Linked DNA regions of Homo sapiens: region 1 is linked to region 2. A link is a contact called in ENCODE Hi-C or POLR2A ChIA-PET data. All regions are on one chromosome and are shown on one strand. Each heading gives the region's core, a stretch centred on a gene start or an enhancer-like site at or near the end of the contact. The rest is flanking DNA. Distances are from core to core; before and after follow the strand shown.

Region 1 (4,226 bases), core at 1,419-3,918, 180 kb after region 2:
GATTATCAAATGGATAAATAATCTTAGCCTTGGCACAAGAAAAGCTCTTTAGTTCTTAACCTGAAGAAGACTTGAATGTGATTTCCAAGTAAGAAAGTTGGAATGATGTTGACATGGGAGTGGAATGGCTCAGAGAGAGAATGAATTAAAAGTCTTATCACAGGAGGAGTTATGGGGAGGGAGGGGGGAGAGAGAGAGAAGGAGGAGGAGGAGGAGGAGGAGTGATATATAGCTGGTGTTAGGAAAGTCGCCCTCTGTGATGATGAAGGTCAGAGCCCTCCCATTTGTCTCCACAGGACTTTGATATCGACATTGTGGCTGTGGTGAATGACACAGTTGGGACCATGATGACCTGTGGTTATGATGACCACAACTGTGAGATTGGTCTCATTGTGGGTGAGTGAACACCGTGCATGAAGGGCCCGTGCTGGCCAAGGGATGGGGGTGTGGGCTGGAAAGGGAGAAGGGGCCCATGGGCTGGGTGTTCCTTTGTAGTTCATATTAGAAGATAATGGTCCAGTCACTTTGGAGAGCCGAGCAGGGACTCATGGAGTTGGGGGTGGCAGAAGATTAGACCATGTATTGTGATGCCCCCAGAGTCTGCAGTGAGAAATCCCAGCCATCCTGGCCGGGCAGTCTCGGGACAGTAGTATAAGAGGGAAGAGGGGTGGGAAGGGGCCGGAGCAGGCGTGTGCATAGCCGTCCCTTGTTTTGGCAGGCACGGGCAGCAACGCCTGCTACATGGAAGAGATGCGCCACATCGACATGGTGGAAGGCGATGAGGGGCGGATGTGTATCAATATGGAGTGGGGGGCCTTCGGGGACGATGGCTCGCTCAACGACATTCGCACTGAGTTTGACCAGGAGATTGACATGGGCTCACTGAACCCGGGAAAGCAACTGTGAGTAGGCCCTTCCTGTGCGAGTGGGCTTGGCGGGGGCCTGGAGCTGAGTCTGGGGCTGGTCGGGGCCAGGGGGTTGTTTCTTTACAGTCTTACATCCCCAAAGCTTGCCAAGGTGGCCACTGGTCATAGGAATGTCTGTGACTATAAATTGCTGAGAGGATCTAAAACAGAGAGCAAGCGGATATACCAGATTATAGCTAATAATGTGTTTCCTTCACAGGAGTCATTTTGGAAGGTTCTATTCTGAGTGTAAGTGGGTGGCCCTGCTCTTTCTTTCCACCTTCTATTTGTAAATTGTCCATGGGAACTGTGAGCCACCTAAGGAAAGTTGTGTTGAGGTGGCCAAGATTGGGGTCTCTGAAAGCTCCTTTCATAGCTCCAACTCCATCACCACCCAGAGGACAGGCTGACAGCTGGCTGCTCATTGCTGCTCCCTGGGGTCCCAGGGCCTCCTGCTGCAGCTGCAGGCAGACCCATGGCCCCTGGAGACATTGGCTGAGGAGCTTCCTTGGCCTCCTTCACTTGGACCTTGGCCCAACTATGTCCTGGGATGGATTGGAGGAGGGGCGTCTAGCATTTTGGATCCTGAATATTGTATTCTCCAGCCTGGCCTGCCTTTGTTTTTAGTTGCTTTTATCTCTTACAAAACCTTATTTCACCCTCACAAACATTTGCCAAATGTGCGTGTGAAAGATCTTGAAACAGGGATTGCTTCAAGGTCTGAAGCAGTTGCAAAATATTTTGAGCAATACAGATCATCTCTGGTCTTGTGACTGTTGTAGAAAAGCTTTTCGTGCAGATCTCTACTTGGACAGGAAAATTGAACCCTATAAATCAAGTCAGTGGTGGGTAACCCAGGAGAGTCCTTGCTTTCGTTTTTTTTTTTTTTTTTTTGAGACAGAGTCTCTCTCTGTTGCCCAGGCTGGTGTGCAATGGCGCAATCTTGGCTCACCGCAATCTCTGCCTCCCGGGTTCAAGCGATTCTCCTACCTCAGCTTCCTGAGTAGCTGGGATTACAGGCGCCTGCCACCACGCCCAGCTAATTTTTGTATTTTTATTAGAGACAGGGTTTCACCATGCTGGCCAGACTGGTCTCGAACTCCCGACCTCAGGCGGTCCGCCCTCCTCGGCCTCCCAAAGTGCTGGGATTACAGGCGTGAGCCACCGCGCCCGGCCTGAGAGTCCTTGCTTTGTCAAAGCATGGTTTATTTATCTAAGTCACAAGCTTGTTTCACATGTTGAAATGAGTCCTTTACTTGAAATTTCTGAGGATCATACTGGTTGTGTCTGCCATGGCTGATGAGAGGTTTATGAGCTGAAAAGTCACTCAGTGCCTGCCTCCATGAATGAGGCACACCCAAGTCATTCCGAGGAACTAAAGGCCCTTTCAAATGTCAAAAGACAAATTTGCCAGCCAGACCATGACAGCACACCCCCGGCTTATCCTTTGACACCCACCAAATTGTCATCCATGGTAGCCCTGAAGTCACTACAGACAATTTTTGTCCCCTCTAATATATTTCCAAGTAAGTATCTTCCAAATGTTGACTGGAACAAAGTGTTTTTAAAAACTAGAATAAAAACTTAGCAACACGGAGTTCCTTACTGTTGAAGCCAGGCTCCCATCCACGCTGGTTTCCTTCTCCTGAAGCTCTGCCTGTGTGGGTGCACTAACATTTAAAATGCGCGCTGTCATCTTCACAATTTTGCCAGCTCTCAGTTAGCCCTGATGCTGCTGTACTCGGCCTTGGGTCTTGAGCAGGCTGCTTCCTGGAGGCCTGGGTTTCCTCTCGGAAAGGTAACCTTGGAATCCCTTCCACATCTCAGTCCTGGGCCTCCTCCTCGCTGGGGCTCATCCTAGTTAGTGGCAGCAGGCCCATGTGCCTCCTCTAAGACACAGGTTCTTTCTCAAACACCCAGAAATGGGCCTTTTGTCAAAAAGAATTATCACCAGGGCTTGGTTTCCTCTCAGTTCTAGTCAGAAAGACCAATTATGAAAGAAAACAGTGCCACCTAGTGTTAAAATTAAATCACCGGACCGCACTGCTGGTTTGGGGGCCGTCCCCTGCCTTTCTAAAACATCTTGTCACCTGCCTGCTTAGAAGCCTGTTTCACTCCCAGACCCCTGAGACCTGTCATTTAGAGCTCGGAGCCCAGTGCAGATTCCTCTATCCCAACCTGCCTTTATAATGTTGCCCCATCATCCCCTGCCCCAGGTGGTTTTCACACCATTTTCTCTGGAGCCCATGAACGGCTTGCAGGGGTGGACAGTATGAGCTGATGAGTTTCTAGGCCTGTGCTACATATCTAATCAGATCGCCTTTTTTCTCTTGTAAATAAATATTGGGCTATGTAAGATATTAATTTTAAAAATGATTTCCTGGCTAGAGAAGAATTTTAAAGATTACCACCCTACGCATAACTTTACCTAAAATACAGGCTGTTCCAGAATGTTCCATACTCCCTGTGTGTTTCATTTGGCTGCTTAAGTTTCATTTATTCTTCTCCATAGGTCAAGGCCCATCAGCCTGCAGGGACAACCCAAGCCAGCCCCTCTGAGCCGTCACCTCTCCACGTATCTTACTCCTGGGCCGTGCTGCACACATTAACCCTTAGTTGTGAAGTTGCACGTGTGCGCATCTTGCTTCAACAGGGAAGCTATGAGTACATGGGCAGTGGGGACTTTATGTTTTTGGTTTGTGTCTTCCGGCAGGTTTGAGAAGATGATCAGTGGGATGTACATGGGGGAGCTGGTGAGGCTTATCCTGGTGAAGATGGCCAAGGAGGAGCTGCTCTTTGGGGGGAAGCTCAGCCCAGAGCTTCTCAACACCGGTCGCTTTGAGACCAAAGACATCTCAGACATTGAAGGGTGAGCTTCTGGCCAGCCCCCTCTATTTGCTGGATCACCACACGAGTTGACGGGTAGTTGGGGAATGAGGAGGGGGCTGTACCTTTTGACTCTTCAAGTATAGACTGCAAGAGGGTCTCACATGACGTGGACCATGGCGGGCCTGTGGCTTCACTTCACTTACCAGTCTCCACTCTTGTCGATTTCGATTGTGATTGCTACCAGTGACTCATGGTACTGGGAACGGTGGTTGGCCTCCATATGCAGGGACTTGGGCTGTTGCACTGGGTTTAAAGCTGGAGGACCCCAGAGGGCCCCCGAAAGACTTAGCTGCATCTGCCTCCTTTTCCTTCTCCTGAAGCTCTGACATCTGATTCCCTATTGGCAATTCTCAAAAAGGACTCTGTCATGACCCCTGCTTCATAATAGAAAGCTAGGTCTTTGAATTGGCCAGAGATATAGCTACCCAATTA
Region 2 (4,193 bases), core at 23-2,522:
ATCCTGCATAGGATTCTGTTGCTTGATATTTCTTATTTTAACTAACCTTCCATTGATTAACATCACATCATTTGAAAATAATACATTTGTTTCTTTCTTCTCTTTCTTATTTCAGCATGTTGGCTGGAACTTCCAGAACTGGCCCAGACAGAACTCATTCTTGACTTGAACCTGATTTTATAGCAGTGCCTTTAGTATTTCACCATTGTTTTTCACACTTCCTCTTGGTTTCTAATAGGTTTGTAATACAGAGGGAGTCTTTGCATTACCTCTAACACTAACAGGGTTTTATATTTTTCTTTTAAGAGGATAGGATGGATGTTGAATTATGTCAAATATCTTCATAAGCAGCCAGTAAGATGATGGTATAGTTTTTCTCCTTTAGCCTGTGAATGTCCTAGTGCTGAAGCCACGTTGGTTCCTAAGATCATCCCTGTGTTAGTGGTTTTGCAGATCGGGAAGGTGAAGTTGTTGCCTTGAAAATATTTCAGAAAAGGTAGCATGCTTTATAACCTGTGCTATACCTGCTCTTTTTAACTGTAAATCAAGGAAATTGTCCTCTATCAGTTCATAGGGTGTTTCCTCATTTTTTTTTTATTGCTACAGTGTTCCTTTGTGTGGTTGTGTCATAGTTTGTTTATTCAACCAGTTCCCAGTAGTGATAGATATTTGAGGTGTTTCCAGTCTTCTGCTGCAGTAAGCAACCCCATAAATCCATTATTTTGTAGGTGTGTGGATATACTTTAAAGTAAATTCTCAGAAACGGGACTGCTGTGTTAGAATGAACCAGGAAGCTTTCAGCCTTTTAGAGATAGATTACTAACAGATAAACTCTGATAGACTCAGGTAAACAGAGTTTAGACAACTTGGCTATAATATATTCCTATGTTTGATAAAACATCTGCAGACAAGACAGTTGAGCCTGGAATTGCTGCACGTGTGTGTGCATGTGTGTGTGCGTGCTTCTTTCATACCTTTTATGCTTTCTTCTTGATATTCATGCTTTCTCATAGCGATTCACATCCTTCAGTCTCTCATTTTTTTTAATGCACTTAGATTTTCCAGCACATGATGGAAGCAAGGAAGGTGATGAAATCATTGTTAGACATTGAGCAGCTTGGGGCCAGACACCTTGGCAGGTGCTCTGAGTATATTATTTCGAACTCTCATTTCAACCACACCAAGAGCCCTTTTGAACTCTTTTTACAAAATGAGGAACCCAGAGCTCAGTTTGCTCAAGGTCCCCAGCTAGGAAGTAGTAAATGCAGAGTTTGAAGCCAAGTCTATCTGCTCCACAGCCATATCCTCTTTATTAGCCACACCCATCCAGGATTTTTCCCCCAGCGTTCCTATTCCCAGTCATTCCCAGCTAACAATGAGTTGGGAAAGACTGATGCGTGGTGACATGTCCTAATAGTTAAAAACAATACCATTCAGCTTCTGGCTTATTCTTTTAAATAACAGCTCTGTGTTGCTATCTTCATTTTGATGCCAATCAGGTAAAATTAACAAACACTTGTGGAACATCTTTCAGGTGGAAAGCATGAGGCTAGTTGCTGTAGGGAATACAGAAGTGTAAGTCAAGACTTATGCTGGACAAGCTGAAGCTTAGTCTTGCCAAGCAATATGTACATTGACTGGTTAATGTAGCCTGTTTCTTTTTAGTGCTGAATAATATTCTATTGTCTGGATGTGCTGCAGTTTATTTATCCACTCGCCTCCTAAAGGACATCTTGGTTGCTTCCAGGTTTTGGCAATTATGAATGAAGCTGTTATAAACATACATGTGCAGGTGTTTTTGTGGATATGTTTTCAACTCCTTTTAGTAGATACTGAGGACTGTGATAGCTGGGAGGAGAATTTTTTTTATTATTTGAAATTTTGTTTTTGAACTAAAATGGTTTTTAAGGAATAAAAAGAGGAAAATTGTTGTGCTGGGATCTCTGCGTGTCTCAGCAGGTTATAGCAACACTGTCCACAACAGCATCAGACACTCAGCCAGATGTGAGTCGAGTTGCCTCCCGTGTAGCTGGGAGCAGACTCAATTGCAGAGCTGGTGTCTTATACTCGTAGAGCTCCTCTATCCTCCTTGAACCTTCAGGCTCTGTCTCCATGCTTCTCACACAATGATCTCCTTTGCACAACCTCAGAGCACAACAGTGCTTCTTTTCTGCACAGAGCACTCCCCTGTCTGGACTTTTGTCGTCCTCAGCCTTGCCTTTTTCTCTCCAAATGTAGCAGAGCAGTTGGCTCACCTTGTTTTCCATATCCTCTACCCATGGATTTCTGTTATCCCTACTCCCTCATCCCTACAACCCTCAACAGAAGTAAATCCAAATCAATGAATAAAACAACTGGACTTTGTCATATAGAGGGTAATTCCCCAAGAAACAGGACGCTGTATTAAACTCTTTCAAAAGAGTAAATGAGTTACCTTTTATATGACCAAATTGCTTTCTAAAAGGACTAATCCAAGTTAAAGTGCAAATTTAAAAGCCTCTGAATAAAGCCTAAGAGAGAAGTACATGGCATGGACGATTGACAAATATAATCCAAGAGCAGGAAGTAACCAGATATGAATTGTGAGATGCTGGGAATTCTCCCGAAGTTGGTGTCAAACATACTCATTAAACTTGATACTGTCTGTACAACGAAAGGGCACAGAAGGGAGTGGTAATACAACACAGGGTGCGATCCAGGAAAATACCTTATTTATAGAAGAGCAAGGCTGTAAGGGACTGAGAGCATACAGGGCCACCCTAGTCTCACAGCTGAGCAAATTCAGGGAAGCCAGGGCCCCACCTAAAATCAAATCTGAACCTCTGCCACCTAGTTCAGCACTCTTTGCCCATTTAGAAGGCATTCTGAAGTGATTTTGAAAAAATCTTTATTAATTTCTTTTTTGCAAAGTTAAAATATTCATGATTAAAAATATATATATAAAAGTTTGTATACTGAAAAACATCTCTCCTGCCTCTTTTTTTTTTTTTTTTTTTTTTTTAATTGAGACGGAGTCTCACTCTTTCGCCCAGGCTGGAGTGCAGTGGTATGATCTTGGCTTACTGCAACCTCCACCGCCCAGGTTCAAGCGATCCTCATGCCTCAGTCTCCCAAGTAGCTGGGACTACAGGTGCCTGCCACCATGCCCAGCTAATTTTTTTGCACTTTTAGTAGAGACGGGGTTTCATCATGTTGGCCAGGCTGGTCTCAAACTCCTGACCTCAGGTGATCCACCCACCTCGGCCTCCCAAAGTGCTGGGATTACAGGCATGAGCCACCGCGCCCGGCCCTGCCTCTCTTATTAATTTCTTCTGTACCCTTCTAGTGTTTCTTTGTGAAAATACAATCAAATATAAAAATGTGGGAAGGGGGTGAGGGATAAAAAAACTACCAGTTGGGTTCAGTGTACACTGCTCAGGTGATGGGTGCACCAAAATCTCACAAATCACCACTAAAGAACTTACTCATGTAACCAAATACCACCTGTTCCCCAAAAACCTATGGAAATAAAAAATATTTTTAGAAAAGAAAGAAAAAATTAAAATATTAAAATGCATTCTTATTTCCATTATTTTTTACATAAACAATATATCAAGGAGATCCTTCCACATAAGTGCATAGAAAGTGTCCTTGTTCTGTTTTAAATTATTGTGTTGTAAGGCTGAATCATAGTATATTTAACTAATCTCTATTTATGGACCCTGGGGTTATTTCTAATCTTTTGCTCTTACAACCTGTGGCGTCATAACTAACTTTGTACATATGTCATCTCATAAGAATGTATATCTGTGGATTCCCAGAAATGGATTTGCAAGGTCAAAGAGTAATTGCATGTGTACTTTTGACGAATATTACCAAAATACTTTCCCAAAGGCCTGTACCATTTTGCATTTCCATGAACAGAGTAGAAGTGTGCCTGTCTACCCACAGCTAGAGTTAGCCCTTGCTGGAGATCTGTCTTCCCAGGTTATAGTCTTCTTGGACTAAGATTAAATTCTTTCATCTCTTGAATACATACTTGGGGGCATTAGTCCTGAGGCATGCTGGGTGACATGGAAAACCAGCATTGACTCAAGAACTTGGCATGGCTAGAGCTCAATGTATAGTCCAGAGTATCAGTGTCTGTCACCCCAGATTAGCTCTTTCTTGCACTTCTCTTTGAGAGGCTGTTTCTTAGAATAGCCTTGAATGTT

What was found. Hi-C counts contacts between places; a loop is a spot of excess contacts on that map. ChIA-PET counts read pairs that join two places held with the same protein, here RNA polymerase II (POLR2A). Pooled maps may share reads with other maps.
Region 1: a map of heart left ventricle shows a loop between it and region 2 (15-fold over the local background). The contact joins two enhancer-like sites. A Hi-C loop is called at or near these places in 87 of 168 maps with a recorded cell type or tissue (A673, B cell, CD14-positive monocyte and 53 more), 37 of 37 single-sample maps with no recorded cell type and 48 of 50 pooled maps. POLR2A ChIA-PET finds 5 or more read pairs at or near these places in 6 of 52 experiments (BJ, HepG2, MCF 10A and 3 more).

The regions. Positions count from the first base shown.
Region 1 is chr2:74,873,548-74,877,773 of GRCh38, forward strand. HK2 (hexokinase 2) reads left to right here. Exons shown (of 18, transcript NM_000189.5): 6 at 297-396; 7 at 719-902; 8 at 3,619-3,774. Among named protein-coding and RNA genes, the nearest start is that of LINC01291, 33 kb to the right of the region's middle. Within about 2 kb of position 2,669, at least 10 of the 41 ENCODE cell types and tissues checked have a DNase peak (open chromatin) inside an H3K27ac peak, as active enhancers do.
Region 2 is chr2:74,693,209-74,697,401 of GRCh38, forward strand. It overlaps a transcript of SEMA4F not described here. Among named protein-coding and RNA genes, the nearest start is that of SEMA4F, 41 kb to the left of the region's middle. Within about 2 kb of position 1,273, at least 2 of the 41 ENCODE cell types and tissues checked have a DNase peak (open chromatin) inside an H3K27ac peak, as active enhancers do.